2 separate regions of the Mus musculus genome follow, and region 1 is linked to region 2. A link is a loop called in an ENCODE intact Hi-C map of the cell type or tissue named here. Cell type or tissue: heart. All regions are shown on one strand.

Region 1 (8,000 bases), 110 kb before region 2:
TTTAAAACCATCTTAAGGACTGGCGAGACGGCTCAGTGGATAAATGTCCTTGTTGCTAACCCTGGACGTCCTGAGTTCAATTCCTGGGTCTAACAGGGTGGAAGATGAGAACTGACCCTCGAAAACTGTCCTCCGGCCTGTGGGTCCACATGTACGCCGCGGCTCACGTATGAGCACAAATGTGTTCACAACAAATAGGTAAATGTAATAGAAAAAAAAATGTCCTAAGCTGAAAAGGGACAAAGAACGTACTTTCATTAACCCACACAGTGGAACACGCTTGGGCTTTTGGTTCGATAAGGCAGCACAGGATATTGCACAGTGCGGTGGGGGGGATATGTCAGCGCCACCGCTCTCAGGCTTATATGAGAGGTTGTGGGGCTTCTTTCTAGCTGGGCAAAAGACCGAAATTTAAGAATACTGATTTCGACTTGACCACTACGGTTAAGTTGACAATTTGCTTGTCCGGGAGGCAATTCTTTCTGCTTCTCCTACGGGTCTGGGTGTGTTGTTTGTTTGTTTGTTTGTTTTGATCAGTTCCTGCCCTTTGCAACTTGGTTTTTTTTTTTTTTTTTTTTTTTTTTGGTTGACACTGCCAACGAAAATGTGAGGGATAGTCCCACACTTTACAAAGGCATCAGGTCTATTCAGCTGCATCCAGTTACTGAAGGCTTTATTGGAAAGCACTCTCGAGTCTTCTTGGGGCTAAGTTCTAGCTCCTCTCTATCAGTCCTGGGGTTTGGAGTACTTGCCTGTTGGATGCCTGTTTATGGTGAAACGAAATTCTCCTAGGATCATGTGATCAGCGTGGTCCACACTGGTGGCGCTATTTGGGAGGAGACTTCGGGAGGTGGGGCCTAGCAGAGGGCTGTAGGTCAGTGGGTCAGCTACCTTATCCTGCTCTCACTCCCTCTCTCTCCTCCTCCCCATCTCCCTCTCAACCATGAACCGACATGCCTGAATTGTATTCTTAATCCTCTTTTTAAGTAATTGCGGGTGCTTCTCTACAGTAGTAAAAAGCTAAGTGAGGACCAGTCGGAGACGTTGGTTGGCACTTGAGTCTGAGGGAGGCTCTGCTCTAAAGGAAAGCTTTTCTACCGTAACAGCTGCACAGGGACAGAGGACCTGGAAGTCATCTGATTGGCCGAACATTCCTGCCACCCCACCCAACTCCCAGCAGTAAGCAAAGCCAGAAATGAGAATCACGCCCTTATTAACCTACCTTGTCTCTGCTCCTTAAAAACCTACACAGGTCTTCCTGCCTCAGAGACTTTGAATTTAGGGTGGTGGGGGCTCGGAATGCTGTTTCCCGGGTAGTCTGTGGGGAAACCCATCCCATCAGAGATCTTTCAGTCAGTGTGTCATCTCTCTGGAAGAACTCCTGTTACCATCTTTGGCTCAGCCTCTCCAAGGCCCCCAACGCAGCCTCTTGTTTGTCACCCACAACAGCACATCACTAACCGTAAGAACTTTGTAAAAAGGTAAAACAATGTTTTACTTCCAACTGATTTTTGGTTTATGTTGTAAATAGTTTTTGTAAAAGTGTTGTTTGTGTCAACATGTATTTGGTTTATCACGGTTAGTTTTTAAATCAATACTTTTTTTTTTCCTTTCAGATTTAACTTCTAGTGCCTTGAGTTTTAACTTTGCCATGATGATAATGGAATGATGCTCTGAAACTATAAGCCACCCCAATTAAATGCCTTCCTTTATAAGAGTTGCCTCTTTTCACAGCAAAGGAAACCCTAATGAAGACAAAATTTGGTACCAGGAGTGGGGTATTGCTGTGCGAGGCCTGACGATGCTTTTGTTTGGAGGAATGTGGATTTGGGAACTTTGGATTAGGAAAGCAGTTGAACTTTTTAAGTGGGGCTTAATGCACCATCCTAGAAGGAGCATGGAAGACAGGTGCGCTGAGAATGATTTGAATTTGGGGGCCTGGCTCAAGAGGTTTCAGAGAAGAATTTTAGTATGTGGTCTAGAGACTGTTATTATGATATCTTGTCAAAGAATATAGCTGCCTTTTCTCCTTTTCTGAAAAGTCTGCCTGAGGCTAAACTGAAGAGTTTTGGTTAGTTAAGTTGGCAGAGGAAATTTCAAAACATCCTAGTCTTGACTCTGTCCTGTGGTTATTACTGTTCACTCTTATGAAGATCTGTAATGAAAAAGAGCAAGCTGAGCAAAGACAGCTACAAAATGTGCAGTATGTGGGGAAGAGAGGAACCAGGAAGTGGAACGAAGTGAAGTCCTACGCTTAAGGAGATAAACAGAGTAAAGAAAAACCTGATGTTAAATGAAATAAAGGCAAGGCCCCACCCAACTATGCTTCCAACCTGCAAAAAGGAACTAAAGAGCTAGTTTCAGAACAGCCAAGTTTAGGCAGCAAAGGAAACCATTGAAAACAGAAAGTTGGAGAAGATGTAATTGAATGAAGGGGTTGGGGCATGTTCCAGCCCCAGCAAGCAGCAGAACTTGCCAGCTTCAGCCACATGGTTCTGGCTTTAGAATCAAGGATAGAAGAAGTGGTTATAGAATCTCTGTGACTAAGGAAAGCCTCTGAGGCCAGGCACATGTCAGGGGTGGCCTGTCATGGAGGCCCAGAGAGGCCACTGTGTGAAGCTGTAAAGATGAAGCCTGGATTGCCTTGGAGACCCCAAGATATTGGAGATGCCAGAGTCATGTGATACCTGCCAAGGAGAGCTGCTAACAGGGTATGGAACCAGCCTAAGAGAGAGACGCATGTTGCAGTCAACAAAGCTGAAAGGAGTTGGGGATCTGAAGACATCAGACATGGAGATGCAGATTTTGGAGTGTGCCCAGCTGGTTTTCAGTCTTGCTTTGGTCCAGTGTTTCCTCACAGTGCTCCCTCCTCCATTTGGAATAATGATGTGAATCCTGTGCTGTTATATATTGGAAGTATGTGACTATGGTTTAGATTTTATAGGGGATTACAGTTAGAAGATTGCATGAGACTCAGAAGAAACTTTGAACTTTCACAGGGTTGAGACTGTTACAGACTATGGGGACTTCTGCAGTTGGACTAAACACATTTTGCATTATAATATGGATACACACACATGCACAGACACACACATGCACAGACACACACATACACAGACACACACACACATATATATATATGTACATATATATACATATGTATAACCTATATATCAGGAAGTGTAATGTAGTAGTTTGAATAAAACTGGCCCCCATAGGCACATAGTGACACTATTAGGAGGTGTGGCCTTGTTGGAGGAAGCATGTCTCAGTTTCTCCTTGCTGCCTGCTGATCTGGATGTTGAACTCTCAGCTCCTTCTCCAGCACCATGTCTGCCTGTTCACTGATCTGTTCCCCGCCATGACGATATTGGACTAAACCCCTGAAACAGCAAGCCAGCCCCAATGAAATGTTCTCCTTTATAAGAGTTGCCATGGTTACAGTGTCTCTTCACAACAACAAAATCCAAACTAAGATAGTAATTTTAAAAAGATTTTAAAAGATTTTAAAAAGATTTTCATGTTTGTGAGTGCCTGTATTTTGTTATCCATGTGTATGCAGTACCCATGGAGGCCAGAAGAGGGGGCCAGTGTGGTGAAAATGGAACCCTGATCCTCTGCAGGAGCAGCAACTGCTTTTAACTACCGAACCATCTTTCCAGCCCATAGAAAACTTTGAGTCTCCTGTGCTAGAACACTTGAGAATCGTTTAAATTCAAAGACTTTTCTTTTCTTTTCTTTTTCTTTCTTTCTTTCTTTCTTTTTTTTTTTTTTTTTTTTTTTTTTTTTTTTTTTTTTTTTGAGACAGGGTTTCTCTGTATAGCCCTGGTTGTCCTGGAACTCACTTTGTAGACCAGGCTGGCCTTGAACTCAGAAATCCGCCTGCCTCTGCCTCCCAAGTGCTGGGATTAAAGGTGTGTGTCACCACACCCGGCTCAAAGACTTTTAAAAATATTTGTTTTATTACATTAGTGTGTGTTGCACATGTGTGTGCACTCTGACATGGTCTGATACATGGTTTGGCATGGTTGGCAACAACAGTGTCTTTTGTCAGTGGAAAACAGTGGGCACGTTTATCAGACAACTTTAAGACCCTGTAAGTTTAGTTTTTTTTTTTTTTTTGTGGTAAGAGACATATAACATGAAATTTACTATTTTAACCATTTTTTTTCACACTGTGCTGGGAATCAAATGATAGACAAGATTGTCACCACTGAGCTATTGAGCCACGGGGGGGTCTACATTGGGACTTCTAACATTTGGACTGAGCCATGCCCCCAGCCCCTCACTGGGGGATTCTAGGCAGGTGCTCTACCATTGAATCACAGTCCCAGCCCCTCACTGGGGGATCTACCACTGAGTCACCCTTCTAGTAAATCTTCTTTGGAGAGTTTCCTTGGCTCAGCTTCTGAACATACAGCTAAGGATGGCTGCAGGTGAGAGCTGTCAAACAAGCCCTGGGGGCCACATGTCAGCTCCACTTGCCCCAAAAAAAGCAAAAGGAAGAGGGAGTTGAAAGGGGAAAAGGAACTCAATGAGCAAAGCTGTGGTGGGCAGGAGACAAGCTTGCACTTCTGCCCCTCTTCAGAGGCCCTGATGAGCAGAGCAGCAAGGGGAGCAGAGGCTGGAAGGTCTGTCAGTCACCGTGTGCTCTGTCTGCTCACTGCCTCGCTTCATCGCCTTGGTTCTGGTTCTGCAAGACTCTGAAAAGTTCTTACTGCTTGAGGGCACTCACTTGAGAAGACTATCCCTGCCCGGTGGGGTGAGGTGCGGTTATCTTTCCAAGAGGGGCCATTTGGGGGGCAGGGTCTAAGATGGAACACTGTAAGAGCTGAGGGGCTGCCTCAGTTTCATTTTTTTTTGTTTCTTTGTTTGTTTCTTCCTTTCTCACACATCTTTCTTCTTTCTTTCTTTCTTTCTTTCTTTCTTTCTTTCTTTCTTTCTTTCTTTCTTTCTTTCTTATTTCCTCCCTCCCTTCCTTCCTTCCTTCCTTCCTTCCTTCCTTCCTTCCTTCCTTCCTTCCCTCCCTCCCTCCCTCCCTCCCTCCCTCCCTCCCTCCTTCCTTCCTTCCTTCCTTCCTTCCTTCCTTCCTTCCTTCCTTCCTGTCTGTCTGTCTGTGTTTTGAAACCCGGTCTGAAGTCATTATATAGACTTGGCTGATCTCAACTCACAAAGATCCCCCCTCCGCCTCCCAAGTGCAGGAGTTAAAGCAGAGATCTGTCACACTGAGAGCCTCAGTTCCTCACCAGGAAGAGGGATGCCATCACTTAGAAATCACCAGTTTTCAGATGGAGACTCCTTAAGTAATTGACATGCAGTTAGGAGTCTGACCCCGCATTTTAACACAAAGGAGACAAAAATGTGGGTAGAGGGGCCAGGATTTTACCCTGCCTCATGTTACTGTGGGCCCAAGTAAGGAATTGGTGGAATTTAGCAAAAACAGATTTTAGGTGCTTGTGTTAAGTACACATTTATGAGAGACTCCAGCCCTGGAGTTGGCCACATGGAGCAAGTTCTTCTAAGGCTGCAGCAGACACCTTGTAGTCTATTTTACAGAGACTCTAAAACCTCTTAGAATGCACAAATAGCAAAATAATGAGCTCCACTCAGCATAACTTATGGTACTGAAGTAAAAATATGAAAAAAAAAAAGAACAACTGCAAACCTCCCAAAGCTGGTAGTGTGCACACCTTAAATCCCACCGTGCCGGAGGCAAAGGCAGGCACTTCTCTATGAATTTCTATGTACTGGACTCTAGGCTGGCCAGGGCTACATAGAGAAACCCCGTCTTTAAAATAACAACAACAAAACAACAACAAAACATCTGGCTATGTTTGTGTACACCTGAAATCCCAGCACTTGAAAGGCAGGAGAACTAGACATTAAGGGTGTGGTGGTTTGAATAGAAAGGACCCCATAGGCTCATATATTTGAATTCGTGATCATTAGGGAGTGGCACTATTTGAGAAGGATTAGGAGGTGTGGCCTTGCTGGAGGAAGTGTGTCACTGGGGATGGGCTCTGAGGTCTCAAAAGCCCACGCGGGGTCCATTCCTGCGGCTCATGCTCCATGTAGTGCAGAAGAGAACCTCCTCCTGGCCACTTCTGGATCAAGATGTAGAGCTCTCAGCTTCTTCAACAGCATGGCTGCCTGTGTGCTGCCACGTTCCCCGCCATAATGATAATGGACTATACTTCTGAAACTGTAAGCCAGCCCCAATTAAATGCTTCCTTTTATAAGAATTGCCATGGTTGTGGTGTCTCTTCACTGCAATGGACACTGACTAAGGGGAGGAGGTATTTCTAAAGATTATCAATGCATAAATACTTATAAAGAGTCAACTTTTAGCTGGGCAGTGGTGGCACATGCCTTTAATTCCAGCACTCCAGAAGTAGAGACAGGTGGATCTCTATGAGTTCAAATCCAGCCTGGTCTATAGAGTGAGTCGGAGAAACCCTGTCTTAAAAAAACAAAACCAAACCAAAACAAACAAAAAACCAACCAAACAACAACAAAATCAACTTTTAGTTCCACAGATATTTCTGTTTTTTCAATTTTATTGATACCAATTCCTTTAAAAAGTTTTATTATTTATGTGTGGGGGTGTTGTGTGTATGCCACAAGTATATAGATGCCAGTGAAAAACCACCAGATGTCATGAACTGGTGTTATGGATTATTATGATCAACCATGATTTGGGGTGGAAGCTGGGATTTGAACTCCTGTTCTCTGGAAGACCAGCATGTGCTCTTCCCCACTGAGCCATCCTTCAGGCCCTTTAGAGCTTGTTACATTACCTCAGATGTGATCTATCCTCATGAGTATTTCTTGTGCACTTGAAAAGAATGAGCATTCTCAGCTGGGCAGTGGTCATGCACACACCCTTAATCCCAGCACTCAGGAGGCAGAGACAGGCGCATCTCTGAGTTTAAGGCCAGCTTGGTCTACAGAAAGAGTTCCAGGACAGCCAGGGCTACACAAAGAAACCCTGACTTGAAACTCCCCTGCACAAAAAGAAGGAACATTTTCTTGTGTTGATGGAGAGCAGGTATTGGATTGTTACTGAAGGGGTGTGTGTGTGTGTGTGTGTGTGTGTGTGTGTGTGTGTGTGTGTGTGTGTGTGTCTTATTCTCTTTCTTTGCTATGTTTTTCTCCACCAACTCTAAGTAGGAGAATAATGTGAAAATGTCCAGCTCTGATGGGGGCCGTTGTCAACTCTCCGTGAAGTTCTGTCTCTGTTTTTGCTTCTTACTTTCAAGTTCTGATGATAGGGCATCCATATTGAGCATTGTCTTTTCTCTATACTTTGAGATGTTCATCGTTTAAAATGTCCTTCAGTATCCCCTGGAAACCTCCTTAGCTTTGGCGTCTATACCATCTGATATCAGGATAGATCAGTTTTGTTTCCGATAATCTTTGCCCCTGACGTCTCTCTGTCTCCTCCCTCCTGCATCACTGTGGGCTGAACAAAGGGCTTTGTGCATATGGGGCAAGCGCTCTGCCTTTGAACTACATTTCCAGCCAAACAGGAAGGATCTTTCCTCACCCTTTTCTGTGACTTTACCCTATGTATGGCAGTACTTTTGAAATGATATTTATGGGAAGGTAAAACATGTCTTCTGGACATGATAGAACCGCTGTACTTATGAACCCACAGAAGTTGTTGCTACCTGTGCAAGATCAATGTTCCAGTACAGAGTGGGAGGGGCTCGCCAACCCACAACCCTATCTGAGGATGTATACACAGATAACAGCTGCTGAGAGAGAGAAGGTTAGTTTTCTTTAAGGATGTAGCCACTCAGAGGTTGACCACAGTCCAGTGGGTTGCCCTACACCCGGGAGGATTCAGGCAGAGCAAACTGGACTTGATTGGTTATTTTCAGAGGGAGGGTATGTGTCTTAGGGTTTTACTGCTGTGAATAGACACCATGACTAAGGACAACATTTAATTGGGGCTGGCTTACAGGTTCAGAGGTTCAGTCCATTGTCATCAAGATGGG
Region 2 (8,000 bases):
GTGGTGTGAGCCTTGTTCTATAGAGCTGGAGCTGAGTGATTTGGGAATGTGGCCAAAGGGTCCCTTAAGCAGAGAGCTTCTAAGTGGGCTTTCCCATTAGGCAGAGGTGTTCTCTTCTGACTCCCTCCTATTCTAGGATGCAAAGAGAGACCATGACCCTAAGACAACACGACCCCTCCACCCCCAAATTCCAAGGGACTCAGTCTTTAAACTCAGGGTGTTCTCAGCTTAGTCCTTACCCCTTCCTTGACTGCCATGGCACATCACCAAGGTAAAGAGAGACTCCAGAGATGCAAATTTAGGACCCCAGACACAGACAATGCTGTTTCAAACGGAACCCAGCCCAGAGCAAACCTTACAAGTGGCTTCTCTCTGGTTTTAAAAAGACACCAAAATTGAGTTTGATATGTTTATATTATAGATATAATACATACGACATCTAGCATGAAACTTTGTGTCCCCCCCCCCCAAAAAAAAGAAGAGAAGGAAGCGGTCCAGCCCTGCTCCCAGCCACAGGGGTGTGTGTATGAACTGGCTGGAGGTGGCCTTCTTTCCAGACCCAGAGCCAGGGCCGTTGGGGATGGGGTTGGGTGGGTGGGGAAGCCTAAGTCTTAGCCGGAGGAAGCTAAGACCCACTACTACATACACCCTTGGACAACTAGGGGAGAGGGGGAAGCCCACTTCATTTCATTGGTCCTCTGGGAGGCAGACGAAAAAACCCAAACATCCCTAAACCAAAAAGAATGAGAGCCTCACTCAGCTCCTTCCCCCAGCCGTTAGTGAAGAGTCTCAGTTTGGCAAGAATCAGAGCAAAACCAAAACAAAACAAAAGACCAAATAAAATGGTGGTTTAGCATAGACGTGCACACTGCCATTGCACAAGGCACCGCTGGGACACAGAGACCAGATACAAGTGTTGATATCGGATGATAAAGCAAAATATTTGGGAAGCTTGTCATAACTCCAGTCCCTCTGGGATGGATCGATTGTGCTTCAAGTTCCTTCAGCAACAGCGGCTGGCGACATACAGTACACACAAGGCTAATGGTCCCCGTGTCCTCCTATCCCCCACCCCACAAAGCCCAGAAACCTAGGTCTCTGTCTCCTACCACATGGCTAACTCACAACTCAGCTTTCTGGTCTGACTGGGGGTGGTGCCCCCATTCTCCATGAACTCACCCAGGAAACCTGGCCTGTTGTAAGCTGAGTGGGGGGGGGGGGATGTAGGTGGAGGTGCAAAAAGCAAGGGATTAGGAGCCCTCCACCTCCCTGTAGCTGGGGGTGAGGACACAGACTCAAATCCCCAACACCTAAGTCCCTCCCCTCTAAAGACAGGGACTGAGGGGCAGCTCAGGGCACTGCCGGGATCTCAGCTTCCTGTATCTTCCTCCTGCCCTGGGCCTGCACCCTTCATTTTTCTCACGGGGCCAGCTGAGGCCCGAGAGGAAGCAGGAATCCTCCAAATAAAATATCAAGGCACATTTTTGCTCCCCCTACTCGGTAGGAAAAGGAGCGAGTTTTGAGTATCCAAGGCACAAGGTTACTTCCTTAATACTAGTACTGCCGGGCCCCCAGCTCAGCTCCGCGGAAAGTCTCTCGGTCTCAAGGAGAAACCACCACGGCCTGACTCCCTCATCTTAGACGCACCGAGTCCGGCTCAGAGGAAGGGAGGGGACACGCGGAGCAGGCCAGGCTTTCAGGCCACACCGGAATCTCCTAGTCCTGGCTTGCGCGGCCCGGGCAGCCTAGAGATCCAGCGACCCGAAACCATCCTCTGGGTCTCCAGCCAGGGGGCCGGCCCAAGGCGGTCCCGCAGCCGCGCGCCTCACGCGCAGTTGCCCATGGCCTTGACCAAGGAGCTCTCAGGCAGCTGGCGGAAGATGCCCCGCAGCGTGTCCAGTTCACGGCTCAGCTGTTCCACCCGCTTGCGCAGGCGGTCATTGTCACTGGTCAACTCCAGCACCTTCTGTTGCGTCTCCACGTTGCGTTGTTTGGCTTTATCTCGGCTCTTGCGCACCGCGATGTTGTTGCGTTCCCGCCGTACCCGGTACTCGTTGCTGTTCTTGTCCACCGACTTCTTGGCTTTGCCCGCACCGGCACCGCTGCCACCGCCGCCGCCTCCCGTGCGGAGGTCGGGGTGCGCACCGGCCAAGCCCTTGAGCGCGCTCCCGGGGCCAGGCAGGCCCGCAGCACCCAAGGCGGGCGCAGCGTGCGGGCTGGGCACGGGCGTGGGCGGCGGTGTGGGGTGGCCAGGCTGCAGGTGCATGGTGGTCTGGCCGCAGTGCGCGATCTGGAACTGCAAGTGGGGGGCGGCCAGGTGCGCGGGAGACGCGTGCGGGTGCGGCGGTGGCGGTGGCGGCGGTGGCTGGTAGGGGAAGAGGCCGGCCAGCGCCAGCTGCTTCGCCTCGTCCTCCTCGCGGGGCTCTTGTTTGATCACCAGCGGCCGTAGCGCGGGCGCCCCGACGCGCTCGTACAGGGGCTCCAGCCTGCCGTCCAGGTAGCCGGCCGCCGCACAGCCGTAGCCGGGAGGGGGCCCGTGCGCCCCCGCGGACATGACCGCGCCGCCGGGGCCCGCCGGGGCTCCCGGGTAGTCAAAGTCACCGCCGCCACCCGCGGGGCCCGCCGCCGCCTTGGCCTTCTCCTGCTGTCGGCTGTGCTGGAAGAGGTCGGCCAGGAACTCGTCGTTGAAGGCGGCCGGGTCGATGTAGGCGCTGATGTCTATAGACGTCTCGTGCTCGCAGATGCCGCCCAGCGGCTCCGGGGCGGCAGGTGGGGCTGGGGGCGGCGCGGGGCCCGCGCCCCGGGGAAAGCCAAAGGCGGCGTTGCTGGGCGCGTGCGGGGGGCTCTGGAGGTGACTGCTCATCGGGGGCCGCGGCTCCACCTCGTAGAAGTCGGCCGACTCCATGGGGGAGTTAGAGTTCTCCCGGCATGGCGAGCCTCGGCGGCCTCCAGCCTGCGCGTGGCGCCGCTGTCGCCGCCGCCCACCCAGTGCCCCAACTGGCTCGCGCCCGCGCAGCTTCGGGTCGCGAATGGCCAGGCCCGCGCGGGGACCGCTTTTATAGAGGGTCGGGCATCGCCCCCTGGTGTCCAAACGGGTCTCGGATCGAAGGCGCCAGTAGGATGGTGCCTGCTGGGTCTTAGAGCCCGCCTTCTCCTGTGACTTTCCAAGGCGGTGAGTGGGGAGCATAGTGCTAGTGGAGAGAGATCGTGGCGCAACGCCCACTGACTCCTGCGCTGCAAGGCGAACCCGGCTTGCAGCGCTCAGCCCCACCCCGGCGGCGCTGTCGCCCCCGCACACACGTGGTCCGTGGTTAGGCGCCCCTCCTTTAAGCCTCTAAGTCACCCACTTCCAGCCAACACTAGGGAGCCCGGGAGCATCTAGAGGCCGAGCGAGGGGAGGTGGAGGTTGGGGAGCGTTTGGAGAGAGAATGTTGGTTTTGAGCTACCGTAGTGCAGACTTGTGTTAAAAGCTGGGACTAGGCCTGTCTCCCACCCGGATTTCTAAAAGGCTGTGGCGGAGAGCCGCGGCGCGGGAGGTTGGAGACTGCTTTGGACCAGCAACCTAGCGCGCACCGCCGAGTGGCGAGGCCGGGAGCGCAGAGATTGTGCGTCTTTTTCTCTGAACTCCACGCGACCCCACGGCTTCCAGGCAGAGCACCTCTCTTTCGCCCAGCTTCTCTAGAACTACAGGGTCCCACGGGCTCTTCAGAGTAGTAGGGCGCTAGGACCCGGCGGGGAGCGGAGGCGGCCGCTAACCCCGGAGCCTGGTGGACCTGGCTCGTCCACTCGCCTAGGCTGGAAAACTTTCTTTTTCATTGCGTCTCCAGGCCAGAGCGATAGGATTGCTAGGCTTACCAGGCAGACGTTGCTACCCAGCGTGGAGCACTCTAGTCAAGTGTTCGGGACACCACCACCCCACGCCCGGGACCAGCCGGTGGGTCCTCTGAGCCTCGCGGAAAAGGACCCTAAGGAGAGCGCACAGGGGCCGCGAGAGGGCAGGGTGTTGGAGAGGAGTGAACTTGAATCGGGGACTGTGATCCCCAGGCGGGGCCCATAGCCAGGGGCCTGAAGACACAGTTTTCTTTCCCTACTGTCATTCATGGGGGCACTAATCTCGGTAGCTCGGGTGTCCAATTCCTAGCTACGAAGCCTTTCGAGCACCCACTTGGGAGCCCTCCGCGCCGCGCCGCCTACAGGCTCGCGGCTGTGGGTAGGAGTTTGCGTGCATCGGCTCCCAGCCACGTGGCGTCTCGTTCACCCTCCACCTGGATCGCGGCCGCGGAGGTCCGGGGGCAGAAGGGGCCTGGTGAGCACCCACGTCTCTCGTTTTTGCACCCCGAAGACCGCGGCTTCTTGAGCTGAGGCCTTTCGTCCTCTCGAACTCCATTTGTCCGTGTTCCGTGACCTGCTGCGCTCTAGGGTCGCAGGTCAAGACCCCCAGTGCAATGGCCTTTTTAGGCCAGGAAAGGCCCTGCGATCCGCCCAGGAGGCTCCAAGAGGAGCGGCTAAAAACTGTTAGGGAGGTCTGCTGTGCTTCCACTGCGGTTACAGTAAAGAACCGACTTCGTCTGAAGGACGCATCCTGTACTTTAATCAAATTCTCATTCAACATATTCTCAGTGATTAATGGCTCAACTGCTTCATTTTCGGTGCAGAGCGCATAAAAAAGATATTTTTAGCTTGATGCTTTTGAACAGAGTGAATAAAAAGCAGATACACTAAATAAACAACCTGGTGTGAGCAGAGGATCGCTCTCTGGGCCAGATGCACGCGACTCTACCTGTGGAGTGTCCCCTGGGGAAAAATCCTTAAAAGCCGAGAGGAATCTTCAGTCTTTCTGCTGAGTTAAATATAATGTTTATTTGTTTGCTTGTTTGGTTCCCCCTGAGGGGAAAGGGAACACTGTAAGAAAGTTCCTAGCTAAGAGAGACATTAGCAGGAGGCTGACATCCTCGCTTATGCAAGCAGAGGGACTTGGGGTTGAAGGAAGCTGGAACACACTACAGTCATCAACAAAGAAAGTGGGATAAGTGCTTGAGGTGAGGGGCGGGGACTGGGAGTCCCGCCCCAAAGCCTGCAGGTCTCCAGTCGCTGACAGAATCCTTTTTACTGCTCTAAACACCCAGGGGTTCGTGAGAAATGTCCCTGCATGTGACACAAGTAGTGGGACAGATATGTCATATGCAGTCAGCTGGTTAAGAAAAGTGTCATCATAGAGGGGGACACCAAAGGAGCAGGGGTAAACCATCACCCATGAAATGGTCTCATGGGTTAGAGGTGGAACCGGTCATTATGGCTGTATTCACACCCAGCCCCAGGAACACTGGGCTCTGGAGAAGGCAGCCACTGATTTCCGGATTTCACTGGCTCTGATTTCCAGCCTCCCGTGTGATGGTCAAACATGTATCTTTACACAACTCAGTTAGTGGAATCCCACTGCGGCTGACTGAAACGGGCCTTGGGAGAGGTCTTCATGTGAGCCTCTGAGATATTTCCTGAAGTAGGCAGGAAGTCTCTGGAAGGATAAGGAAGAAAAGCCTTTCCCCACCCCCACCCCTTTGGAGGAGGGAACAGCAGGTGCAAAGGTGGAGAGGCTGCTGGGAGCATGGCCTGTTCTGGTAACAAAGGACAAGGGTGTTTGACAGGTTGGAGTGTGGGGAGAGCTAGGGAGGGGCCTAGATAAGGCTGGATCTACAGACAGGGTTGGGTTGATGGCCAAGGCCATCCCAGGTAAACAAACCTGCTTTATCTCACGGAGCATTTATCCTCTGGTGGCTGGTCTGGGAGGGTTTAAAAAAATTTTTTTTTTAATTTTGTCCCATTTGGGTTTAAGCCTACTCCAGCTAGAATGGAGAGGAGCTTTTGGCTAGATGAGAAACATGAGGTCCCCAAAAAGGTATGGTGGTACATACCTGTATCTTCAACAGTCTAGAGGCTGAGGCAGGAGGATTACAGGTTCACCAGCAGTCTAGGCCACACCAAAAGGACTTGTTTCAACCCCACTTCCTCTTCCAGGAGCGGCTACAGAGGCGACCTAGGACCTTTAAATACAAGATGCCAGGCTCCCGGCTGGAGCTGACATCTTTCAGCATGTATGTCTTCCTCCAAGCCCCTGGAGCAGGGAGCACAGGGGACTCAGTTGCCAGACACCGCTGGCCTGATTGGTAAAGTGTTTCTTATCCATAGTTTATTAATTATTGGAGAAGCTCCTGGAATCACCCAGTAGATTACACATCTTATCAGGAGGCCCTGAGTAGGTGAGGGGCTCCAAAGACCCATGAAAATGCCTACCTCATCATTTACAAGCCGGATGACCTCGAACAAGTTACTGAATTTCTCAGTAATTCATTGTAGGGCATCGGGAGGATTAGGAAGCACATATGCTGAGCTCAGTTCCGGGGAAGCTGTTGATACTGATAAATAAGACCATCCTGAGCTGTTCTCACACTATCTGTTTCTAGTAGCATACACTGTTGGGGTTCTGGTTTTCTCTAGACATTTGTCACACTAAGGAACTCATTCCAGTGTGATCAGAGGATGCCTGGTGTGGTACTATACTAGGGTTCACAGCCTGGTATTAGGTAAAGTTGTGTGATATAGTTTCCTACCAAACCCTCCAGAAGTGATTTACCTGATGGAAAATGTAGCTGTGGATGCCGTGTGTGTGTGTGTGTGTGTGTGTGTGTGTGTGTGTGTGTATGTATTATGAAGATATATATATATATGTGTATATATATATATATCCTGAGTTCCTAAGAATCAGCTCTTCCCAGTTTTTCCCTATTCACCAACTGTGGCACATGTGTGATTTCTTTTGTTGTTTGTATTATGTTTTCCATTTGCCAGAAGCTATTAGCTGATAAGCAAAAGCAGAGATACTAGAAGAAAAATCAAATCAAACTTCAGAATATTAAAAAAATTCATGTTAGTCTTATTTAGCAAATTGGGGAAAGTTCTTTATGGCATTTTGGTGTCGACTCCTTCATGAACCCCAGGACTGCCACCCAGCAAAGAGGCACCAAGTAAAGCAAATGCTGAACATGAGCATGCCTTCTCCATGTGCCTGCGGGGCCAAGAGCAGTGCTACAAATGGCAGCCCCCATTTCATGTTTTATTAAATATACCAAATTACCATGGAGCCAGCAATTTGGTATTAAATAAATGCATGACCGCAATCTAAGCACTGGAAGGTTTAAGGCAGGAGAATCACAGGTTCTCTAATGTCACTGAGAGTTCAAGACCAACTGAGGCTACGTAGTGAGTTTCAGGCCAGCTAGAAAGAAAGAGAGAAAGAAAGAAAGAAAGAAAGAAAGAAAGAAAGAAAGAAAGGAAGGAAGGAAGGAAGGAAGGAAGGAAGAAAGGAAGAAAGAAAGTGAAGAAAAGAGCCAAACCCAAACACCATCCTTCAAAAATTTGCAAAACCAAGAAACTGTTAGATAAAATATATTCTAGATTTCCTGTCTTAAATAACATTACTTCAAAGCTGGGGATATAGTTTAAGTGATAGTGTTCAACCAGAATCTCCCAGTGAGGAGCGGGGGGTGTGGCTCAGTGGAAGAGCACCTGCCTTGACTTTATTAGTAAGAGGTTGAAGGCACAGCTCTCTAGGAGAGCCTTGTACAGAATTTCCATTCCCAGGACAGCAAAACAAGCAAAAACAAACAAAAAACAAAACAAAACAAAACAAAACAAAACAAAAACAGATTTCAGGGTGTGCTAGAGGACCAGATTTTGACTTAGAACTTAGCTTTAGAAAAACAGTAATAGGGGAGAGGGTGGCACACATATTTAGTCCATTTGATAGAAGAGGCAGGTGGATTTCTGTGAGTTTGAGCCAGTCTGGTTTATAAAGAGAATTTCACGCCAGTCAGGGCCACACAGTGAGTCTCTCTCTCTCTCTCTCACTCTCTCTCTCTCCATACACACACACATACACATATATGTATGTATATATATATATGTACACACACACACATATATGTATGTCAAAGACGCCAATT

The links. A loop is a pair of places that touch in the nucleus more often than their neighbours do. Peaks named below come from ENCODE experiments on the same cell type or tissue, not always from the same donor. Only the 100,000 strongest peaks of a DNase experiment are listed, where the experiment ranks them.
Region 1: a loop joins it to region 2, with 2.4 times the contacts of the local background. A loop is called at or near these places in 1 of 42 quality-filtered maps.

What each region holds. Positions count from the first base shown.
Region 1 is chr7:35,226,098-35,234,097 of GRCm38, reverse strand. It overlaps Gm38989 (a long non-coding RNA gene), which reads left to right. Exons shown (of 3, transcript XR_881960.2): 1 at 1-198; 2 at 1,107-1,481; 3 at 1,617-3,630. Among named protein-coding and RNA genes, the nearest start is that of Gm38989, 4.7 kb to the left of the region's middle. In heart, a CTCF peak has its summit at 3,576 (motif pointing right); no DNase peak of the experiment used is centred here; H3K4me3 peaks cover 917 bases; H3K27ac peaks cover 373 bases.
Region 2 is chr7:35,114,324-35,122,323 of GRCm38, reverse strand. Cebpa (CCAAT/enhancer binding protein (C/EBP), alpha) reads right to left here and starts at 3,031. Exons shown (of 1, transcript NM_007678.3): 1 at 396-3,031. The coding sequence starts at 2,905. The coding sequence ends at 1,826. In heart, CTCF peaks have their summits at 2,866, 3,076 (motif pointing left), 3,862 and 4,079; DNase peaks (open chromatin) are centred at 1,703, 2,153, 3,153 and 3,843; H3K4me3 peaks cover 3,911 bases; H3K27ac peaks cover 2,244 bases; H3K27me3 peaks cover 5,563 bases.